Regions from separate parts of the Homo sapiens genome. Here regions 1 and 2 are each linked to region 3. The links are chromatin loops, found by intact Hi-C in ENCODE. Cell type or tissue: PC-9. All regions are shown on one strand. Region 1 holds the start of LINC00942 (long intergenic non-protein coding RNA 942). Region 2 overlaps ERC1 (ELKS/RAB6-interacting/CAST family member 1). Region 3 overlaps FBXL14 (F-box and leucine rich repeat protein 14).

Region 1 (8,000 bases), 85 kb after region 3:
TGGGCGTGGGGGCAGGTGCCTGAGGTGGCAGGGCACTTGCGGGGAGTCGTGGAGCCCAGTCGGGGTGTAGGTGGAGCGGGCTGTTTGCAGTGTGAAAGCTTCTCTGGCTGGTCTGCCACGCTGGGTCCTGTCCTGAGCCCCGTGCTCACTGTGGAGTCGTGTCTTCATTCTGATTCCTGCCCTGGGTGTGGCGCCCTCACAAGCAGGGCTTTCCCGTGTGTGTCTTGTGGGAGGCTGACATGGTCCCTGCCCCTGCTGGAGCAGCATCTTGTGTTTGGAGGAGGAAGGGTGCCTCTGGGTGGGGGGTAAGGAACGGGTGTCCTTCGTCGGGGGTACCCACTGGGACTTCGCTCTCTTGCTAGTCTAGCAAGTGGGCAATTCTGGCCAGTTCTCAGTCTTGCAGGGGTCGGCCCTCCTCCCCCTGCCTTGCTCTGGGCCCTTTAGGCGTGAAGGAGGCTCCATTTGCTAAGGAAACAGTGTGAGGAGAGCAGAAGCAGGAACAGCTTAGAGGTCTTGCCAGCTCCTGCGCCACCCTGCTCTGGCCACGGGGTGGGTGGCTGTGTCGGGGCTGTGCCTCCCTCTGCCTCTCCTGGCTGGACGCGTGGGCTCACCCCCACCCTGCTGTCTTCCTCCACTCGATTCCTTCTGGATTAGCTCCGTGTAGCATTACCCCAAAGACTCTGTCCAAGTTGGCAAGAATCGCACATTGGGCTGTTTGGCTTTTAATAAAGTTTATGATTTAAATCTTGTGCTCTTAACACCTTCTTTGCAAGCCTCAGAGGGAAACAACAATGTTGAAGTTGTTTACTCATTTCCTTCGTCACGTGGAGACCCTCACACTTGGCCAGGGCCCGTGTGTGTGAACAAAGAGTCAGGTTGTGTGGCTGTACACACACACACACACACACACACGTGCACTCAGAGGAGCGGAGGAATCTTTGGGAAGACTGGCTGTATTTCAGTACCTGGCAAATTTCCAGAACATCAAATGAGCCCTTAAGCAGGAAGACTCCTCTGCAGAACTAACACCTGCAGTAGATTCTGAGCGTTTGCCTCCTCACCAGACTCAGTACTGTTTCCCTGGAAGTAAAGAAGGAGACTTATCAGGCCTCTTGTGTGCCCCTGGGAGGAAATACAAGTTCGAAGCGCACCAGAGGACCTGTGTGGAGATTTCAGCATAGGGGAGCGAGGAGAGGAGAGGAGGCCGTGGTCGGATCCTCACACAGCTGCTTCCCTCCCTCCTGGCTGCTTGCACTGGAGATGCAGTCAGGCCCGGCACCAAGGCAGCTAAGGCTGCGGCAGACCCTGCTGTCCTGGACCCTGGCCTGGAAACAAGGAATTCCGCAGAGGCAGCAAGTGGGATTCCCCTTGACATCAGGTAGCCACCGCGCAGGCTTGCTCTGACCTGTCCCGCCCACAGGGAAAGCTGGGGTCGTAACGGATGTCCAGGCTAATATTTTCAGGCCCGACACATCTCCAATGACGTGGGCTAGAACTGTGCCAGCTGCAGAAAAGAAGGTCCTGGAAGACGAAGCCCTGGGAAGCCTGCAAGTCATCAGATCAGCGCTGATCACTTGGCAAGGTCAGTGTGTGCACAGGCATGCTTGACTGGGTCTGCAGGGGACCCAAAAGCAGGAACAGACACATGCCCTGCCCTCAAGGGGCTTGCAGTCAGTGAGGGGACAGGAGAAGGAAAGCAGGCTCCTGTTTTGGGTGGGAGGCAATGGAGATCTAAGTGCTCTCTCACCGCGGAGGTTGCCTGGGGACTCTTCAAGGGGCTTTTGTGACATTTAGTCCATGTAGGAGAGTTCAGAGATACCGGAGCCAGGGATGGCTTGCATGCTGCGGCTTGAACCCCATGACGTGACATCCTGGCAAAGGATCCAATGTTGGGCTCCAGTCTGCCTGGGTCCCCTTTGTCACAGTGACTGACAGGCAGGGCAGACAAAGCTCTCATTCAAGAGAACATCCCAGCCAGGTGCTGTTGCTCACGCCTGTAATCCCAGCACTTTGGGAGGCCGAAGTGGATGGATCACCTGAAGTCAGGAGCTCGACATCAGCCTGACCAACATGGTGAAACCCCGTCTCTACTAAAAATACAAAAAATTAGCTGGGCGTGGCCGCAGGCACCTGTAATCCCAGCTACTCGGGAGGCTGGAGCAGGAGAATAGCTTGAACCCGGAAGGCGGAGGTTGCAGTGAGCTGAGGTTGTGCCACTGCACTCCAGCCTGGGTGACAGAACGAGACTCCATCTCAAAAAAAAAAAAGATTAAAAATAAATAAAAAATAAAAAAGAAAATAAAAAGAGACCATCCCTGCAGGAGGATGACGCGGCCCCAGATGATGAGGCTGGTGGATTGGCATCTGGGCTTTTTTTCCCTCCTCAAGCAGAAACAATCTGATTGTTGGTATCTGACCTCTTGGGGATGGGGTGGGCACCACAGCCCTGCCCGGAGTGGTCTCTCAGGAGGGCAGGCCCAGAGGCCTCTGTGAGGGCTGGAGGTGGTCTTGGAGCAGGGGTAGCGTGAAGAGGCCGGCAACGCCCTCACGTCTCCAGGAGAGCTCCCATTGCAGGCCTCAGTGCTCCCATCTCTAGCTGGTTTCTACACCCACGGAGGATTTTAGACGCAGGAAATGGCCTTGGAATAGGGTCTGGTCAGAGGGGGATGACCTCTATAAGGGTGATGGTCCTGTTTCCAAGATCCTAGGCTTTAGGACAAACGATATGAGGGTTTCCTCACAGCCCCTGGGAATAATGCCACCGACTTACCGCAGACACCACCCAGCAAGTTTCCAAGCAGGAGCCAGCCGGCCAAGGCCGACCGAACGCAACCATGGGTGCCGGGCCCTGCCGTGTGCACGTCGGGCCTCACGCGGTCCCCTAGTCCCTCGCCCACCTGCCTTCATGTTCAAGGCCCACAATCCAGGCCCCACTTTGCCCTGAAATGGAGAGCTGATTCCTTGCCATTCCGCAGGACAAGCGTCCTGTCTCCTACTGCCCCGTAGGCCCCACAAAGGCTGTGCTCGGGGAGGAGCGGTGAAGCCGGAGGCAGCCTCCCCTGAGAAGGTCAGTCCCCCTGCAGCCAGCCCCATGGGAGTGCCCAGGCGGGACAGTGGGAGGAGGAAGGCCAACTGGCTTCCTGCCTAAAGGGCCAGATGGCTCGTCAAAGCTGCCGAGTCATCCTGACATCAGTACTTAGGATAAAAACCAAGAAGAACTTCGGGATGGAGAAACGTGGCACGCCTCCCGTCACCTGGACCTGCCCTGCTCGTCTAGGGTCACTGCCTGTGTCCTGGGGTTTACTGCTGACCTCAAGGCCCGGGCCTGGCTGCTGCGGGAGGCGTGGTGGTGGCCGGGGCACCGTCGCACGGAAGTCCTTGTTCCTGGGTTGTGTTCCCGGCACGGGAGCACTGCACAAATGCAGAGGGAGGAGTCCAGGCACATCAGCCCATTACATCCTGCACACGGGCCAGGTCCAAGTCAAGATGCAGATTCCCACAACCCTGAAGAATAAAATCATAGTAATAAAAAAGTGTAAGCCCAAGACAAACCAAGCAGGAACCATCTTTCGAGCGTGAATTCTTTCAGATGCCAGAGATGGCTTTTTGTTATGGAAGTTTCTCAGACATTCGATGCACTTTTTTTGCCCACATCTGACTCTCCCTCTTCAGAGCAGCGCGGCTCAAGTTCTTGACTCGCACGAACAAGGCTGAGCCGACCAAGTGCTGTGGAGACCGAGACTGAGGGGCCGGGAAGGTGCCAAGGCGGCCAAGACAGAACTGAGCGTTAACTTGGGAAGGGAAAGATGAATGTCGCACGCTGGGAGCAGCAGGAGGAGTTGGGAAGAAGAGTGCTTCACGGCTGAACCCAGCCGAAGGCACGGATGTCCCAGGTCACCCTGTAAGCCATTGCCTATGGCAGGGGATGGCTTCTTCCCCAGACGACACGGCAAAGGAATGGTCCCTGTGGACAGGGAGGGCTGGAGTGGCACTACCAAGCTGCAAACCTCATTCCTGTCCCATTGAGGGCCTGGAGGAGAGAACATTCATAGGGCTTCATCGCCTCATTCCCAGGAAATCAACTGCCCAGAGCCAAACGGAGCCTGAAATCCTGACGTGACTCACATCCACCGTAATGGTGACCAAGCCACGCATGTTATTTTCTCTTTCCTCTGAAACCCCCAGCCACAGTGTGGCCCTGATGCCTCAACCCCTCTGAGGCTGTCAGGGAGTCTGGGGCCAGAGAAAGGTTTGGCAGCGATGGACCCATTCTGAACCCAGGTCCAGTTAAGTTGCTGTATAACTCAGGGCAACTTAATCTTTCATTTCTAGTTTCTCTGCCAGAAAAGCAGGTGAAGGGAGGCAAAATACAGACCTCATGTTGAGTAACTGAAGATTGAGTGATGCCCTTTCTAAAGGGCCCACCTGCCTGGATGCGGTAAAAACAATGTCCCATGTCAGCTGGTGCTTTGGCTAACACCTATATCCCAGCACTTAGGGAGGCTGAGGAGGGAAGATTGCCTGAGCTCAGGATTCAAGACCAGTCTGGGCAACATAGTGAGACCTCATCTCTACAAGAGTTTAAAAAATTAGTTGGGCATGGTGGCACACACCTGTTATCCCAGCTCCTCAGGAGGCTGAGGCAGGAGGATCACTTGAGCCCAGGAGGTCGAGGCTGCAGTGAGCTATGATTGCAGTGCTACACTCCAGCCTGGGTGACAGAGCCAGATGTGTCTCTCAATGTATCAATAAGAACATCCTCCTTCCCTTAGGAAAGCAGAGTCCCCTCATGTAGCTTCTCTGCACGTGGCCTGGGGAGCCTCCCTCAGGTCACACGCTGGCAGCTCCAGAATGCATGTGCCCAGGGGTGTTTCCTTTGCTTTTTTATATCAGCCCCTGGGGAGGCTTTTCTTCGTCGGTAGCTGGGGAGGGGTCGGGACCACTGGGGCTGTGAGATCGTGTCTCCCAAGCTGGCCTCCTTCCTAGGGCACTGGGGATCCCCTTTCATGCTGCACCTGCGGCCACGGCCGCGCCTCGTCGCTCTGAAGCCAGGCAGTACGCATGTCCTCTGTCCACACTGGCCACTTGCTGTCCCAAGTGCCCTCCTCGTACTTTCCTACCTCCCTGGTCTTGCTCATCTGTCTTTTTGGCTTCCCTTCACCCCCTTTTCCGGCAAAATCCACCTGTTGAAGTTGTGTGACGAGCACTGCCTGCTCTCGTGCCCCACTGCACTTCACTGGGCTTAGCTGTCCCCAGCAGACTGTCCTCCCCGGGAGGTGGCCACAGCAGTGGGCTGAAGAACACACACTCTGGAGACAGAGTCGGGTGTGAATTCCAGTCTCACCACTAACATGCTGTGTGGCGCTGGGAAGGTCGTGCGTCCACTTTGTGCCTCTCCTGTAAAGTGGGATAACAGTACCCACCTTGTAGGACTGCTGTGAAGGTGAACCGACACCAAACCTGTGCAGTGCTCAGAACTGAAGCTGGCAGGTGGTCCACATGTCACTAGCTTTTATTATTTGTAGCCTGGAGTCTAGAACACAGGGAAGTACAAATTCTGAACGGAGCGCTACGGTGGCCCTTTGTGAATGCAGAGTGCTTGGATCTTCGGAGGAAGAGGCCTGTATGGGCAAGTACAGTTGAAGGATGTGAATATTTAACTGATTCAGGAAACATTCAAACACAAGAATAAGGAGAATGGACTTACAAACCCCATGCACGCAGTTCCCCAGCTTCATAATTACCGACCTCTGGCCCATCTTTTGTCTCCACGCCCTTGCTCCTCCCCGACAGACATGCTTGATTATTTTTAAGTGAATCGCAGATGTTAAGAAAGCAATTTATGCTCTGTAAAGAAAATTTCAAAAAGGAAAAAGATTATCCTACGGCACCTTCATTATGACCTAGGCTGGGGACAGGGATGAAGGAGGCATTCTTTCAGAGGTGAAGAAGAGGCTGGGAGGTCAAGCGGCAGCCCAGGGCTGCAGTCTGCGAGTCTGGGCCCTTTCCAGGACACCTGGGAAGGCTCACAAACCTCACACCAGCTTCCCCCCAGCCCCAGAGCCTATTTATTTTTTTTGAGACAGGGTTTCTCTCTGCACCTCTAGGCTGGAGTGCAGTGGTGTGATCACTGCAGCTCACTGCAGCCTCCATCTCCTGGGCTCAAGTCATCCTCTTGCCTCAGCCTCCAAAGCAGCTGGGACTATAGGCACATGCCACCATGCCCTGCTAAATTTTTAATTTATTGTAACGAGAGAGGTCTCACTATGTTGTCCAGGCTGGTCTCGAACTCCTCGCCTCAAGTGATCTTCCCACCTTGGCCTCCCAAAGTGTTGGGATTAAAGGTTTCAGCTACAGCACCCAGTCCCTAAGTAGCTCCTAATCATTTTTGAGCCAGCCTGAGATATTCCACCTCAAAAATAAAGTACTAGTTATCTTCTCTCAGTTCCGAAAAAAAATTAATGGATGGAATTCTTAAAAGTTTTCACATATTTTCTTTAAATCTATTGTCGGTGTCCACTTGCCTGCAACTGGGCACTGGTAGAATGCAGGGTGAATAAATAGTAAAAAAGATGAATGGGAAACCTTGGAAACAGCTGACCAGTGTAATCTGACAGCTTTCTGTGGACACATTTGCTTGTGGTTGTGATTTTATATTGTGCAGAATAATACATGCTCGGCTAGTAAAATTGTTCCTGCTTCATATGATGAAAGTACAAGCAACCTCAGCCCTGCAGCCGTGTCCACAGCGCCCTGTCTCCCGGGCACGTCTCCCCTGGCAGAGCTTCCCAACAGCTGCTGTGGCTGCAGAGAGCGAGGCCAGGGTGGGACCTGGGCACTGGGAGGGCCGACCGGGAAGAACGAGTTTGGACTCTCTTGCTACAATTCCCAAGAGCCAACACCCAGCGTGTGGCAGAATTTACACGGGAGAGGGAAGGAATGCAGCAAGCTGGCTTGATTCCTCTCTCGGGCAGACACAGAAGTGTGGCTAAGCAGAAAAGTAATTCTCATAAAAGAAATCCTCCAGAATAATTTCTTATTGAGCATAAAGCCCAAGACAAATCCCAAAGCTGGAAATGACAGCCGCGTCCAAGCACAGGGTTTCTCGGCTCCTTTTACTCTTGGCACACACACTTTCTGTTGACCCAGCCTGCACGCCCCAGAGTCAGTGCATCAGAACGCGCCCTGCTGAAGCTTGAGTCCCAGTCCTGGGCAAAGCCCTCCCTTGGTGGCCGCCCTTCTGGCTCTTCTACCTTGGTACAACAGCAGCACCATCCCTCAGCGCTGGGCACCTACTCTAAGCTCTGGAACAGTGAGACCTGATACGGATAACCTGGCCCGGGGCTGAGGGTAGAAAGAAGGAAAAAGGGAACCGGGAATTGACTTTAAAAGCTGCAAACCCGGAGATCAGGCGGGAAGGGAAAGGAGGCTCATGCCCGTCAGGGCTGTGATGACTCCCACACCCACCGTAAATCCTGGGACCCCTGGCCCTCGGGCTGCCTGCCATTGGAGTTGGCCTCTTGGGCACTGCAGACCTTGTCCATCTTTTCTAGCATTTGGGGACACACCTTGCCTGGATGATCAGCTGGGTGACACTCAAAGAAGGACACAGCACGGTTTTTAAATAACTTTATAATTTCCTGGTGGATTTAGTTTGTGAATAAAAAAGAAAAAATGAACAAAGTGTTTACAATAATTATCAAGGCAAAGTTGAATATAACACAATTTCTTTGTAATGTCATTATCCTGTCAGTAACACAACTCCAGCAGGAACACACACATACAGCTGAAGGCAGCGGGTGCACGTGCATCCCAGACACCACCATGGAGGCTGCTACTGTTACCAAAAGGAACTCAAGCTACAAGGGGGCAGGTGCTCCTCAGCTCCTCCACTAAAGTGCAACACTTCTCTTCTGACGCATCAGGGAGCAGTCACAGGCCCCACTGGATATCCTGCAATGCCCGGCAGGTGCCTGGGCTAGTCCTGCGATGGGCCAGCA
Region 2 (8,000 bases), 370 kb after region 3:
GAAAGAGAACATAAGAAAAATACATGGTATGTCAGACAGTGATAAGTCCAATGGGAAAAATAAAAGAAGAAAGGAGATAAGGTGTGTAGGAATGGGTGGCGGGATTGGAATTTAAATTAAGTGCTCAGGAAAGGCTCCACTGCAAAGGCAACAGCTAAGCAAAGATGTGAAGGAAGTAAGGGAGTGAGCCTGAGTGTTCCTCACGAAGGAAACAGCAAATGCGAATGGGCACGAGGCCCAGGTGAAGCAGACAGATGCAGCAGGCCACTAATGAGGAAGGCAGGTAATGAGGGCCACCGCCTCCAGCAAGGGTTAGCAAACTTCCCTTGTAAAGGATCAGAGAGCAAATATTTCACATTTTGTGAATCATGTAAAATCTGTCTCATATATTTTTCTTTTTTGTTACCCTTGAAAAATGTAAAACCCATTCTTAGCTTGCAGGTTTTACAAAAATAGGTGCCAGATGAGCTGTAGTTTGCCAATCCCTGCTGAAGAGCTTTGCAGGTCACTGGAAAAGTCTTTTTCATTTGGAAGCAATTACTTGTTATCACAAAGTACAAAAGAATTGCTCAAAAACACAAATAAAAATAACAGTAACCTAATAAACATTCAAGTTTCTCTCAACTGATGTAAAGCCACATATTTGTCCATAATTTAAAACTAGCATGCATTCTCAACTGTCAACTTTTTCAGAAAAGAGCCAGCCCTCGCACATCTATTCAGCAAATATTTACTGAATGCCTGCCAAGAGTTAAATACAGCTAAGGAAGAAAAAAGAATACAATGTCCCCACCCTCAACAAACATATTGAACTTATTTTTAAAAGGGGGAGGCGGGAACATAAACTAACAAAAAAGTATGTCATAGCACAGTGACATGTGCTAAGAAAAAAATTAAAACAAGCAATGTAATGGAGACACTGGATGTGACAAACAGTGTATTTCAGCTACAATGGTCAGGGAAGAGACATATAATGATCTAGGAGAAGAGGCACAGAGAATCATAACTACAAAGGCTTTGAGGATAGAAAATGCTTAGCTTGTTTTAACAACAACAAAAAAGCTGATAGGTGGAGTATATGGAAGGGGAGGTTGTGGTGGGGTTACAGGGGTGGCAAGAAGCCATAGGATACAGAGCCTAAGCTGTGGAAGGAGCTTGGGTTTCACTGTGTATGATGGGAGAACACAGGAAGGTTTTAACCCAAGGGGTGACAATGTCTAAGAGTTCAGTTCAGGCCAGGTGCGGTGGCTCATGCCTGTACTCCCTGCTCTTTGGCAAAACCCTGTCTCTACAAAAAACACAAAAATTAGCCAGGCATGGTTGGTGTGCACCTGTAGTCCCAGCTACTTGGGAGGCTGAGGTGGGAGGATGGCTTGAGCCTGGGAGGCAGAGGTTGCAGTGAGCCGAGATTACGCCAGGCTACTCTAGCCCGGGTAACAGTGAGACCCTGTCTCAAAAAAGAAAAAAAAAAAAAGAGAGTTCAGTCTGATTGCTACAGAGATGGGACTAGTACAGAAGTGATATAGAAGCAGATAGCCATTGGAAAACAGCTGCAGTAATTTGAGCAACGGATAATGGTTCATAGAGAGAATCGAATGGAATCATTGAATTAAAGATACATTTTTGAGGTGTGATCGGGCTTACTAATAGATTTAACGTAGGGAGTAAGAAAAATCAAGGATTGCTTGGTGATTTATTGCCTGCACAATGAGTGAATGGTAGTACCATTTATTGAGGGTGGGAAACTGGGGAAGAAGAGGTTTTGAAAAAGGTGGGCCAGATCAAGAGATCTGTTCTGAGTAAAACTAAATTTGATATTTAACTAAAGACATTGTGTAGGTAATAAGTAGAGTATTCTGGAGCACCTTGTATATTATTAATTTGGTAGCTATTGCTGTGTTTTTGATAATGAATGCCTTAGACTTGAAGAAGTCTGAGGCCAGGCATGGTGGCTCATGCCTGTAATTCCAGCACTTTGGGAGGCCAAGGCGGGTGGATCACCTGAGGTCAGTAGTTCAAGACCAGCCTGGCCAATATGGTGAAATCCTGTCTCCACTAAAAATATAAAAATTAGCCAGGCGTGGTGGTGCATGCCTGTAATCCCAGCTACTCAGGAGGCTGAGGCAGGAGAATTGCTTGAACCTGGGAGGCAGAGGTTGCAGTGAGCTGAGATGGCACCATTACCCTCCAGCCTGGGCGACAGAGTGAGACTCCATCTCAAAAAAAAGAAAAGTCTGAGAATATATATATATATGTGTGTGTGTGTGTGTGTGTGTATATATATATATATGAGAATAGGACTGAGAGTGGAGCCTTTTAGAGGTCTAGAGGAAAGTGGCAGAATCAGAAACACCACAAAAGGAATGACAGGTGAAAGAGGGAGAAAATAAGGAGACACTGGTATCAGAGATACCAGAAGAAAACAGTGTTTCAAGGAAGGAAATGTGTAGAATGATGCTGAAAGGTAAAGTTAAGATGGGGCCATGGAAGTGATTTCTGTATTTGGTAACATGGATATTTATGATAACTTGACAAGAGCAGTTTCGTAAGACTACTAAAAATAGGAGCCTGATTAAACAAACTTGAAGAAAGGTAAGGAAAGGCAGATAGCAACTACAGTCAATTTTTTAAATAAGATTTGCTGAGAAGGGAAGAGAGAAACAGGGTGGCAACTAGAATAAGACATCACATCAAGAGAACGATTTTTTTTAAGACATTAAGTGGAACTCTAAAGGCAGGTTAGTACACTTGTGAACAAGGAGAAAGCAAAAATTTGAAAGGAGGGAGAAGGATAATGAGGGAGAAGCATCTTTAGGTTGGGCAACTGGGATAGGATTAACAGAAAAGGCAGCAGAGGTGAATTCAGGAATAGTGGCACTATTCAGGCAAAGGCTCCAGGTATAGATGCAAGTAGGCTGGTAGATTTGATGAGGAGACAAACTGGGTAGCATCCAATTATTTTAATTTTCTCAAAGAAATATCAAGTGAAGCCAGAAACTTTGAGTGGAGGCGAAGGATTTGCAGATTTGATAAGAGAACAGAATGATACAGTCACCTCTGAGGATGGGAAATCAAATCTAATAGTCCTCTTAATTAGGACTGCCTGCAGAATTAGGAGCAATTTGAGATCTGTGGCCATAAATTCAATGTGAGACCAGTCTGCAAAGCTTTGTGACTCTTCTTGCCCGGTAACATAAAGCTGCTCAGGGCAGAGGCAGTGTAGGAAGACACTTGCTTTAAATCAGGATTGAGGTTTTGCAAGCAAGTGTGACAAAAGAGAAAAGCAAGTAAGTCAAGGGGATTTAGAAGGGAGTAATTATACTGCTGGACCATGAAATCTGACCCGGGTAAGGAAGGAAGTGTGAGGCCATACGAGGTTCAAAACAAACAAAAAAAAGTAGTAGGTTGTTGTTTCAAGGTCCTAATTAGATGCAATAATTGGAGTGGAGACGAGAGTAAGTGAACTGGGAAGACAGGAGGTGTTGGCCAGAGCTGAATTGTATCTTTCAGTGTCACCATTCCAAGGTGGAGAATTCTGACGGGTAACAATCTGTTCCACATTTAGAGGCAGGTTTACTCTACCCAGAACAGCTACACAATGCCCTAAATCAGAGAAATGACACTGTCTAGGAATGGCAGCAGGCTAGAGGAAAAGCAAAGCAGAGAACCCATTCTCACATACCACAGCACAATTTATAGAGCTGTTTTTCCAAAAGAGTCATTGTCCATTTCCCAAACTGTGTAAAGATAAGAATCTAGTACTGCTGGTACAGTCAGAATCAATTTATAAAGTCTGATAAAACAGACCAAGGATATGACACAATGCTATGACTGTACTGTGCCAAGAAATCTGAAGGTGTGGCTGAGAAATAGAAAACCAAAGAAAACCCTGCCTTAAAACGCAGGCTTGGCTTTTTGGATCTATGACAGAATAAATATATTGTCAACTTTTTTCACTGTTTAAAAAAAGGAGGAGAGGGAATACTTTTATGTTGTTCACTTCTGGATTTCTTGCTGATTAATTCATAATGACAGAGGAAAGCACGGAGCACTTTTATGGAGCAAAGCACCCATTTCTGTTAAGCATTATCATAATTTTTATCACTGTATCAAACAAGACATACAACCTTACACTTCTAAGTAAAATGTTCATAGTAAGAGAAATAAGTGTATATAACCTCTTCCTCTACCTCTATTATTTTCTCCCTTAATTGTATTATTATTCTGCAACACTCCCACTTCATTTAATTTTCCTCTCCCTTTCATGTTTCTTGTTTATATGCCTCAGGCCTCACAGGATCAACCAGGGATTCAACCCTTCTTGGTAGAAGTCAGACATATAGTGGTTGCTAGCCCCATGACTCTGGAAAAGTAACGTACTAGTCTGAATAGACAATATGGCCTTTTATTTCCTATTAACTTGTTTCACTCTTCCCAGCTGAAAAGTGTTTTTGTACATATCATTCCATTTACTCCCCCCGCCCCCCACCCCCCATCCCTCCTCCCCGACCCCACCAAGGCTATGTCAATGATGAAAGTTGTGAATGCTACAGTTGAATTACACTGCACCAATAGCATATGAAAATGCATATGCAGGAATAATATGCCATCCGTATTTCTCCACCTGGTGATTTCACAGGGCTCAGCTTAAAAACTAATTTAATTTGGACATTTCACTCTAACATGCATAATACAGAAGTAACAGCTGGAGGCTAACTGTGGGAAATCAAGGCATAAAATCATTAATAAAAGCAGATCTATTAAGTAAATGATAGTAACACCTTTTTCTGTGCAAATAAATATTAGTGATCAGAAAATCTCATATGTAGTTTTCTCAATAAATGTTAGTTAAAATAAAATAAAAATCATTAAATCAAATGGGTAGAATACTATTAATCGCTAAAATATCCCAGTGAGATGGGAGAGAAGAATAAAGTTACGAGTTTCTGATTTCATTATTAAAGGATGCGCCTAGAGGAAAAGAACGGAAAGAAGGAAGGAGAGGGGGAGACCAAAAAAAAGGTAACTTGTAAATCTGAAAATTTGGGGACAATTTATTTTCATACAAAAACATTTACATTCCATTTCCAAATAGTCTTTAACCAATAAGATTCTGGTTTTATGTAAAACATGACTTAATTTACAAAGATTCCATATGCACACAATTGAATTATAAAAGTTGTTTATATTCCCACACTTTTTGCTTTTTTTGGATTCACACTAATTACGTAATAAAATCCATATTCCCTTAATTAGCACTAAAGGTCTTTAACAATAACCTATATTTTTAATATTCCCTCATGCAGTAAGCATGAGGAAAAGATTCTTTTGTTTTTTTGCCTTTTCAGATGTCTTCATGTCCCTGCCCTTTCCCTTACCCTGTCTTTGCCGAGCATAAGAGCATACATGCACTCATTCTGCAAGAAGAAGCTTAAATGGCAGTATCTTGGCAAAGCTTTCCAGCACTCCCCTAAACAGAACTGATTCCTTCATCTCCATGAGCTAAAGGGTCTGTATCTAGATGATAGTATAATATAGTATAATTATAAAAGAAAATATTTTCTAGATCCACTGATAAATTGTAATACTGTAAAAAATGCAAATATTAGATCTAGAGTTCCCAAATTGAATGCAATTCAAACCAAAAGACATAGTGCAAAGTACCAGTATTAATTGAATATGCTGTTAAATTGCTGCTCACAGTGCACTCATGGTACTTATTACTATTGTCCAAGTTGTTTTGTTTTGAGCTGTAAGATGATCCAACTGTCTCAGAAATTTTGTCAAATTACTTTTTAAAAAAAGTTTGCTGCTTATAGTACATTATGACATCATTTGAACTCTGCTTGGATAAAAAGCAACAGTATGGATTAGGCCCACCACTGTTCTTTTCTCATTGGCCCATGACAATTATAACAGTAATACCTGAAGACAATGAGATGATATCCATAAATATAAATGAAACTACATAGGGTATTTCATTGTAAGACAGTCACCCAGGTGATCCAGAATATGTATATAAACTTTTTTATTGTCATTGAAATGAAAATACAAAATCATAAAATTAACATGGTAACTTGTAAATCTCAGAATATGTTCAAGGTCTCCCAAGGGATGTGAGGAGACTCCTAACAGGAATACAAATGGTAGAGTGGTTAAAAGCAAAAGTTTTAAGGGCTAAAGAGCTCTAGGTTAAATGCTGGTTCACTATTCATTATCTATATGATCTTTAGCCTCTCTAAGCTTCAGAGTGTTCTTATCTTTTTTATTTATGACATGGGAATAATGCCCATCTCTTATAGAACTGTGAGAAGTAAATAAAATAATGCATGGAAAATGCTTAGCGTAAGATTTGGCACACTGCAAGAGGTTACTAACATATCCTTTTTCTCCTCACCCCAAACATATGTGTGTGTGTGTGTGTGTGTGTGTGTGTGTGTGTGTATGTATACACACACGCATATTTATGTTTTATATGTTAATATATAAATTTAAATATCTAAATTTGCCCTTTCATTAAGATCCAAACAAACATGGAATATGCTTCTTCTTCACTCTTTGAGGGGAGGCCGGGAGGCGGGGAGTGGAGGGAAGGAGGATACTATTGAAGTTATGTGTTATATGTTTATATCTAACTCTAGCGCTATGCTAAATATAATACCATAATAACCCTTACAAGTACTTATTATATACCAAGGACCTTAATGTTTATCACAGCATATTTATCATCTTATTCAAAATGTTTTATGAGGTTTTATTAACTCCACACTAAAAATGAAAAGAGCAAACCTTCAATAAAATTAAATCATTACCCAAAATCAGTTTTAAACATCCTAGAACTAGTACTCAAACTCAGGTCTGTCTGACTGTAACTACGATACTTTTAACCTCTCTACTATAGAAATTATAAGCAAATACTGTTTACCTGGGAGATCTCTGATACCAAATATGAAATGAAGATGGTGTACATAGTACATAAATCAGAAGGCAGAAACCCACTGCTCTACAGAGTTGTTACCTTACCAGGATTCTATTACCATGGTTAACAGCATGTATTCCTCTGTTCTTAGGAAATTTCATCTTTCAGTGTCTTTTTTCTTTCCAAAAGTGCAGCATATCCAATGATGTAAGTACCCTGGCATTCTCATATGGATTCATTTCCTTTTTTAAAAACTCAACTTTTCCTTATTTTTTTTCTTTTTTTTTGGAGACAGAGTCTCATTCTGTCACCAAGGCTGAGTGCAGTGGCGTGATCTCGGCTCACTGCAACCTCCGCCTCCTGGGTTCAAGTGACTCTTGTGCCTCTGCCTCCCGAGTAGCTGGGATTATAGGCATGCACCACCATGCGTGGCAATTTTTTTTTTTTTTTTTTGAGATGGAGTCTTGCTATGTCGCCTAGGGTGGAGTGCAGTGGCAGTGATCTCGGCTCACTGCAACCTCTGCCTCCTGGGTTCATGAGATTCTCCTGCCTCAGCCTCCCAAGTAGCTAAGACCACAGGTGCCCACCACCACAACCAGGCAGTTTCTGTATTTTTAGTAGAGATGGGGTTTCACCATGTTGGCCCTGCTAGTCTCAAACTCCTAAGCTTGAGTGATCCGCCCACCTCGACCTCCCAAAGTGCTGGCATTACAGGCATGAGCCACCGCACCCGGTCTTAAAACTCAACTCCTCTGAAAGCAAGTTTCGACTCTACAACAGTATTTCTACGCACTCTTCCTTTTCAAAGCTACCACTTTCTTCCCACTTGAAATGATGAGTATGACCAGATGAGTTTAGTTCTTCCACAGAATCTGTCTCTTCACTCACATTAGATGGTGAATGTGAAAGTGCACTTTAAGCTACTAGGTACTAAATAAATGTAAGACACTATGGGGTTTTTCCCTCTTTATGTGAATAGTCAAAATGGAAGCCAAAAGATTTAGGCAGAAAGAGTCAGGAAATAATTTTACATCTAGAAAAAAAATACCGGTAGGTCAGAAAACTAGACTAAATGCTAGGT
Region 3 (8,000 bases):
TTCTGCAGCTCCCAAGCTAGGCCCCTAACTTGTCCAACTTAACATTTACTAAAACTAAAAGCCAGTACCAGTATATCCTAAAAATAAACTCGAACCGATCATGTTCTTTCATGAGTCAGATGAACAACAAAGATGTAAAAAAGCAAACGTTCCTTTTTCTTTTGAAAGGTATGAACTTTCTCTTACATAAGGACATATGATATGTAAATTAAAGCATGGCCTAGCTCCCAAATCCTGCTGCTTTCCTGAAGTGGTTACTAGATAGGTGCTGGTCTTAGAATACAAACAAAACCTTTCACTTTTGACTTAGAGAATTCGAATTCAAGTTTTCAAAGGGAAAGGGTAGTGGCCCCCAGGGACCACTGTGTTTCTAAAGAATAAGAACCTCTTGATTAAAAGATCAGATTTGTAAAACAAAACCAAGACCTCATGCAGCTTCTGACAACTGTCTCTTCCCAGTTCTATGAAAGGGAAAGCCCTGGCCTCTGATCTCTGCTGTGTTCTGCGGTAGAAAGGGAGGGACTATAGTAAGTCATCTAGTGGTCCCCTCTCTCTGTTCTCTTTCTCTTCCCTGCATCAAACATCACCCCTTTTAAAAGTTAATTCCATCCCTTTAGTAGAGGGCAAGACCTAAATTTTGTGCCATTATGAACCCCTGAGGAGTCAGAGGGGTGAGGCTTTTTGATGAAATAATGTGGATCATGAGTAAAGCACAGCATTAGAAATTAGAAAGCTGCATTCAAACCTAAGCTCAGACTTGGGTCACATACTTACCTCATTTCTGTCAATGCACTTGGTTAACTATCAGGCAGCAAGTTAAATTTTTTAAAAAGTTGTAAAACAGATGGGACATGCATATTTAGATCAGTGCCAAATATTAATAATTTACTTAATGAAGTATCAAAGGTAAGTGCACAGTTGGAACAAGAGCATATATCTCAGCTCTTGTATGGAATTTCTAGACAATTGGTAAATTTAAATGTCCACAAATGATCAGTTTCAGTTTTTTCCTCTTTTCCAGGGATTGCTCTGATTTTGCCTGCTGGAGTTGCCTTTACCAACCCAGAATATTTGGTCGTATGTAAAGCCAAGCCCTCCAGTTGAGGTGCAAAAGAAAGTAAGCTTGAGATCTTAACTGAGCAGCACCAGAGTGGGGTATGTTAAACCCCCACTCCCAATAAAACAATCGAAGTGGAATTCCTCTGCCTGCTATTTATTAACCCAGAAAAGTGCACATATTTTCTTTAAAAAGAAGACTTAAGTTTCTATTATTTCATTACTCTTCTACTTCAATTTTTTTTTTTTTTTTTTTTTGAGACGGAGACGGAGTTTCACTCTTGTTGTCCAGGCTGCAGTGCAATGGCACGATCTTGGCTCCCTGCAACCTCCGCCTCCCAGGTTCAAGTGATTCTCCTGCCCCAGTCTCCTGAGTAGCTGGGATTACAGGCGTGTGCCACCACGCCCGGCTAATTTTGTATCTTTGGTAGAGACGGGGTTTCTCCATGTTGGTCAGGCTGGTCTCAAACTCCCGACCTCAAGTGATCCGCCCGCCTCGGCCTCCCAAAGTGCTGGGATTACAGGCATGAGCCACCGCGCCCGGCCACTTTAGTTGTTTAAGGAACAAATGCTTTATATCCTTATAAAAAACTTACAAGGATACTTGCATTTGTGATAGTGGAAACAAATGAGTCTCAATTACAAAGAAGAGAACTGGGTCTGCAGCCGTGGCGCAGCAGAGAAACCCAAGTGAGACCAGGTCAGGAATGTGAGTGTGATCTGTGGAAGAACTCAGTCATAACACAATGTTCGGTTTCTCTGTCTCAACATTTTTGTTTTCCCAAATCTGGCAGATGTGGTACATTTAATTTTATAAATGGGAAAAGATGCTTAACAAAGTGGAAAAGATTTTGCCTAGGTAATTAGAGGAGAACCTAGTGTCAGAACCTGGGCTGCTCTAGACTTAATGACCAATGCAGAAGGTGACCAGCATGGAGGCGGCTCACAGGGGCACTGCAAAGCACCACCCTGTCTCTCTTCAGAGATGTGTGGCACCAAGCCAGGCACGGCACACATCTGTAGTCCCAGCTACTCACTCGGCTGAGGTGGGAGGATCACTTGAACACACGAGTTCAAGACCAGCCTGGGCGACACAGCAAAACCCCATCTCTTAAAAAAATTATTATTTTTTGTCTTTTTTTTGAGACAGAGTCTCGCTCTGTTGCCCAGGCTGGAGTGCAGTGGCATGATCAGAGCTCACTACAATCTCGGACTTCTGGGCTCAAGGGATCTTTCTACCTCAGCCTTAAAAAAAAGTTTCTTAAAAGGTGCCACACCAAAGCATATTATTTTCATTAGGAGTAAAAAAAAAAAAAAAACCCCAAATGCTAAAAGTTATTACTATTTAATATGCACTACCTTATGCAAACTTAGACATGTTTGCAAGCATTATATAGGGTTATTCAGGAAACCAAAAAACTAGTACATGTTGTTAAATGGTCTATAAGGTACTGAAGTAGCTAACTGTCAAATCTGTTGCCTGTTGCTCTCAGAGGATTTGAGCCAGTTTCCAAAACACTGCTTTGTTGCACATAGTAATGCAGAATACTAATGCTGGAAGTACATGCTCATGAGAGCTTCAAAGCTAGGAACTCACACATATTTCACATGCTATAAATACCTGCCACACAATCCTTTTATAAAGTAGAATCAAGTTGCAAAAACTCTAGCTATTTTCTCTTCATTCAAGGGCAAAAAGGCTTGACTTCACAGATGTTTTAGTTACAAATCCCACTTGTCCAGAAAGAGTAAAAGGGTCTAATTTGTTAATACTAGGCACCTTCTTATATTTATTACTCCCCCATTTACGTAATCCACACTCCAGAAGGATCAGACCTACCACACAGTGGGGTGTCAACAATTACTCCTTACATCATGGATCTGAGACACTGGAACTGGACTGTGGGAAAACAGTTGAGACCACATTAATTTTTCATAAATATTAATGTGGAATTACTATGGCTTGGAAAACATTGTTTTTCTCATCTAAAAAGGATATGAGGAAATATTTCCTACCAAGGTTCATAATATTTCTCCTTAGGAAATCTTGGCCTCAAACTAGCATTATTTACATACACGTCTGCTACATTTTTTTTTTTTTTTTGAGACGGAGTCTCGCTCTGTCGCCCAGGCTGGAGTACAGTGGCACAATCTTGGCTCACTGCAAGCTCTGCCTCCCGGGTTCACGCCATTCTCCTGGCTCAGCCTCCCGAGTAGCGGGGACCACAGGCACCTGCCACCACGCCCGGCTAATTTTTTGTATTTTTAGTAGAGACGGGGTTTCACCATGTTAGTCAGGATGGTCTCGATCTCCTGACCTTGTGATCCGCCTGCCTCGGCCTCCCAAAGTGCTGGGATGACAGGCGTGAGCCACCGCGCCCGGCCACACATCTGCTACCTTTTTCTAGCCCAAGGCAAGGCTTTCTGAGACGTAGTCACTAAACAGGGAGGAGCCAAAAAAATTAGTCCTGCTATTTCTGAGAATCTCTAGAACAATCACTGAGGCTAAAATTGGACACATGAGTAAAGTAAGGGAGAAATTGTAACAGTTAAGCCCGCAAACGCCCCTCAAATAAATGCTTCATGTTCTCAGATGGAAGACAAGCATTTCTGCTTTCAGTAATTTAAACCTTAACTTCATTGCCCAAAACTCCACTGCTGTGAACAACAACAACGACAAGATGGCCAGTACGTGTGTCTTAAGCAAACAACACGAAAATGACAAGATGAAAGTGACAATTTCTACCTTTCCTAATTTACTTCAGATGCACAGAATTTAGCCAGTTTTCAGGAATCTGTAAAAGCAGGATGGTTAAGTTCTGTGGCCCCCTGAACTTCATCCAGCTGACAGCTGACGGTTGTACGAAGCAGAAAAGGTCTTCAAGTTTCCAGAGCCTGGAGTAGATGGAGGATTGGCTCTTCCAGCCCTAGCTGATGTCTGTGCACTTGAGACAGATGCCCTGCCATTGTGCTCAGGGTCAGATGTCAACAATCAGAACAGCATGACCCCCAGGAAGGCAGCTGGCCTCTCTCTTCCCTACACAGAAGGGTCTAATTTTCAATGGAATCACAAGGGGAACTGCAGAAACTCATTAACGTAGGACACAGGATTTAGCAGCAAACAGCTTCATCCCTGCTTTATTGATTTTTAGAGTTGGGGTCTCGCTCTGTCACCCAGGCTGAAGTGCAGCGGTGTGATCATATCTCACTGCAGCCTCGACTTCCTGAGCTCAAGCAATCCTCCCACCTCAGCCTCCCGAGTAGCTGGGACCACAGGCATGTGCCACCATGCCCATTATTACTATTATTATTTTTTTTTTGTAGAGACAGGGTCTCGCTATGCTGCCTAGGCTGGTCTCCAACTCCTGGGCTCAAGTGATCCTCCCATCTCGGCCTCCCAAAGTGCTGAGATTGCAGGAGCCTACAACTGCTTTCTTTAGAAATAAAAATGTGCATATGTGGGTTAAGAGGTAAAAGTCAAGCACTACACATTATTGAAAGGTAGGGCTGGAAAACTGTTATTGTCTCCTTCTGGACTGTTGCTTCAGCCTCCCCAGCCCTTTAAAAAAACAACAAAAAACCCTCTTACACACAATTTACCTTCCCCATTGTGAAGCAGCTGTGAATCATATCCACACCTGTCCTGGAGTTATTAAAACTAGGAGTCCGACCTTGTGTTTTTCTTTACCCCAAGTTTATGAACATGATTTTAGGGTCCAATATAAGGTAGTACAATAAAGTATGGTTAATGCAAAACTAAATGTCCTCCACTGTGGAAGACAGAAAGTGGAGAAATCCACGAAGTCTGCACGTCCCATGTCTTGGTCTTGTCAGTAGGTGGCAGCATTGTCTGTGAGTTGGAAGCTATTTCCCAAGGGGAACCACAACCTCCTCCCATCTAACAAATCCCCTCTGGTCCTTTCTCTTTCACCCGCACCCGCAAAGTATTTCCTCCAGGCGTAAGAGTTGACAAATGAGGAATTTCACTTCCTGGAAAAGATGAAATTGAATTTTAAAATATCAGTGAGGTTACTCCCCAGAGCCAGGTGTTATTTTGCAGCTCTCTGCTTTTGGAGCTAAGAGAATCAAACATTAACTTCTAATGCTTTTTTTTTTTTCTCTTTAAACTTCTAATTCTTCTTAAAGGGCACTTCATACAAATCCTTCTTAGATTGCCATATCTGGGGAGTTTGGGAGGAAGAAAATGGGAAAAATTTTAGTCATACATGGAGGTATCAATTTAAACAGCAAGAAAAAGAGCTAGTTTTTTTTATTACAAAAGAAAAATCAGAAGTGTATCTGTGAGGACAAATTCTAGAGAGCCTTTCAGGAAAAAACATTTTAAAATTTTAGGAGTATCTTTTTTTTAATTTTTTTTAATTTTTATTAAAAGGAGTATCTTTATTGCCCAGATGAAGACATCTTCATAAAATATAAGAGAGTCTATGAAGATGAAAATAATAACAGCCCTGACGAAGAAGTAAAGTTGCTTGTGTGACCTAAATTCCTCCTACAGAAAACTGACATTAGGACAAGGTAGCAGAACTTACAAAAATAACTTCTGAGCCAATGTAGCCAGATTCCGTAGAATGGCACAAGAAGAGACAGGCTGAGGGCAGGAGAGGCCTTCGGGTCTTGCCCTCCTGGTACTCAACAGCCTGGCCTCGGGGAATCAAACTGTGAGTGGGAAGGGCAGGTGTAGAAGTGGGAAAAAAGGTGGAGGCAGTTATCCCCTGCAGATGCTTCTACCAAGCTGTATTGGCTAGAGGAGCCACAGCTTATAAGCTCTGTAATATAGACGTCATTTTTGGTTAGAGAATAAATAAAAAAGGAAAAGTTTCAGGGACTTGGGGCCTGTGCATAAGGCAAATTACATTCATTCCTGGCACCATCCGTGAAGGTCTTATGAAAGCAGAACATCTCCCTGCGCAACTTTTGGAAAGTAATAGCTGAAATATGCCATTCTTAGTGACTACACTGAAAGAATACAGATTCAGGGAAGGCACCCCAAACAGAGAATACAGGTTGTAAAGGAAAGAAAAGCAAACACGTATCACCCTGCACAAAGCCAAGAAGAAGAAAACGGGGCTGGCTGAGGAGCCAGAATGAGAACTGAGTGAGGGGAATGTGTGAACGCTGAGGACCAGCAGTTCCTAAAGCTGCTCCTCGGAAGAACTGGGAGGGCTGCTCCTTGATTCATAGCCTCCAAGAACAGCTTTCCTGGACTCCGTTTTCTTTCTCTTTCTTTTCTTTTCTTTTTCTTTCTTTCTTTCTCTTTTTCTTTCTTCTTTCTCTTTCTTTCTTCCTTTTCTTCCTTTCTTTTCTTTCTTTTCCTTCTTTCCTTTCCTTCCTTCCTTCCTTCCTTCCTTCCTTTTCTTTCGACAGAGTCACTCTGTTGCTCAGGCTGGAATGCAGTGGTGCAATCTCAGCTCACTGCAACTTCTGCTCCCCGGGTTCAAGCAATGCTCCTGCCTCAGCCTCCTGAGTAGTTGGGACTACAGGCACGTGCCACCATGCCTGGCTAATTTTTGTATTTTTTAGTAGAGACAGGGTTTTGCCATGTTGGCCAGGCAGGTCTTGAACTCCTGACCTCAGGTGATCTACCCGCCTCAGCCTCCCAAAGTGCTGGGATTACACACGTGAGTCACCAGGCCCGGCCCTGGGCTTCATTTTCAAGAAGGTAGGCCCTCTTTCTGTAACCACAGAAACAACCTTTGAATTTGACTCTAGACAAATCTCTTGCGAATGTGGCCACTGGGCTGGCGTGAGGATGTTGGTGTGACTGAGACCTCTGAGGTGGCAGCACTGCAAGCCTGAAAATGTCCTACGGGAGGCATGTGGCTGTCACTCTAGTTCTGTGCTCACAGCCGTCAGGACCAACGTTGTTTTCATCCACACCCCATTTCTGCCGGGAAGCTAGAGCAACAGTGTACAGAGGACACATAGGAAAAAGCATTTCCGGGACAGGCCGGCTCCGACATTCCTCACATGGGCCCTTCAGGCAGCAATTACTCTATTGGCTTCAACATTCTCCATCCAAACCACGTGACTCCAGTTTCTGTGCTCCGTTTTGCAGAGGAAGGTATAGCTGAGGGCTCCAGTAATCCCAAGATGATGCACGTTTCTCTTGTAGGGGACCTTCCCCAAACCCTCTCCCCAGGAGGTTCCCGTGGCTCAGTCTGCAAATCCACACAGCCCGGACACTGATTTGCAGGCTGACAGCCACTGCTGCTGCTTTCCTAACCTTCCTCTGTACTCTTTTAGCTGCTACCAGCACACCCACCCCCCACCCTAAAGGTGTCCATTCGCCCATTAAAGGACTCCAGCATGGCCATTTCCCAGTTTCTGAATTTCCTGTCGCCGTCTATGAAGACTGTCGAGAGGGGTCGAGTGTTGTGGGTGGGGGATTCCAGGCGACGTGGCCACACATAACAGCAATGAGGCCAGTCCCACGGCCGTCTACACACTGAAGCAGGTATCAACAACACCTTGCAGTCCTTCCTGATTTGGGCTGCCTTCCGCTTGATACTTCAGAGATAAAGCCTCCCTGTGCCATTGTTCAAGCCTGTTAGTTCCCACTCCTGTATTCATTCCTACCTCTGCACCTGCCAGGAACTTGCAGAGAAACTAAGGAACTTGTGTGCAAGTGGCTGCAAACACCTTCCCGCTCCTCCACTGGGGCCAGAAGCAAGCCCGCTAATGCTAATCTGCCCCCTCACTTGCAGCTCAACAGCTTTTCTCCTCTAAGCCCCTGATAATGGTTTTACTAAAATCCCCTTTTGATGGGAAAAAATCCCAGCTGGACATTTCAGGCCCCAGCACAATACACAAGTCTGCAGGTCCCTTTCCCCACCTCACAAAGGCCTCTAATCAAGTGGAAAATGTGCTGGAGGCCAGAGGTTTGGGTCCGCAATTATTTTTTAAGGGATTACTAGAGAAGAATA

What was found. Peaks named below come from ENCODE experiments on the same cell type or tissue, not always from the same donor. Only the 100,000 strongest peaks of a DNase experiment are listed, where the experiment ranks them.
Region 1: a loop joins it to region 3, with 4 times the contacts of the local background. A loop is called at or near these places in 10 of 110 quality-filtered maps.
Region 2: a loop joins it to region 3, with 2.5 times the contacts of the local background. A loop is called at or near these places in 14 of 110 quality-filtered maps.

The regions. Positions count from the first base shown.
Region 1 is chr12:1,495,547-1,503,546 of GRCh38, reverse strand. It overlaps ERC1 (ELKS/RAB6-interacting/CAST family member 1), which reads right to left. Exons shown (of 19, transcript NM_178040.4): 19 at 7,616-8,000. LINC00942 (long intergenic non-protein coding RNA 942) reads right to left here and starts at 3,056. Exons shown (of 2, transcript NR_028415.1): 1 at 2,771-3,056; 2 at 1-1,080. RefSeq lists a silencer at 601-799 and enhancers at 2,352-3,063, 2,560-3,759. In PC-9, no CTCF peak of the experiment used is centred here; a DNase peak (open chromatin) is centred at 3,176; H3K27ac peaks cover 1,170 bases.
Region 2 is chr12:1,213,110-1,221,109 of GRCh38, reverse strand. All of the region lies in intron 12 of ERC1 (ELKS/RAB6-interacting/CAST family member 1), which reads right to left. Among named protein-coding and RNA genes, the nearest start is that of ERC1, 230 kb to the right of the region's middle. In PC-9, no CTCF peak of the experiment used is centred here; a DNase peak (open chromatin) is centred at 3,769; H3K4me3 peaks cover 1,723 bases; H3K27ac peaks cover 1,866 bases.
Region 3 is chr12:1,580,558-1,588,557 of GRCh38, reverse strand. The region is part of intron 1 of FBXL14 (F-box and leucine rich repeat protein 14); the gene reads left to right. Among named protein-coding and RNA genes, the nearest start is that of FBXL14, 10 kb to the left of the region's middle. RefSeq lists enhancers at 57-716, 6,840-6,889. In PC-9, CTCF peaks have their summits at 4,690 and 4,893 (motif pointing right); a DNase peak (open chromatin) is centred at 4,947; H3K4me3 peaks cover 363 bases.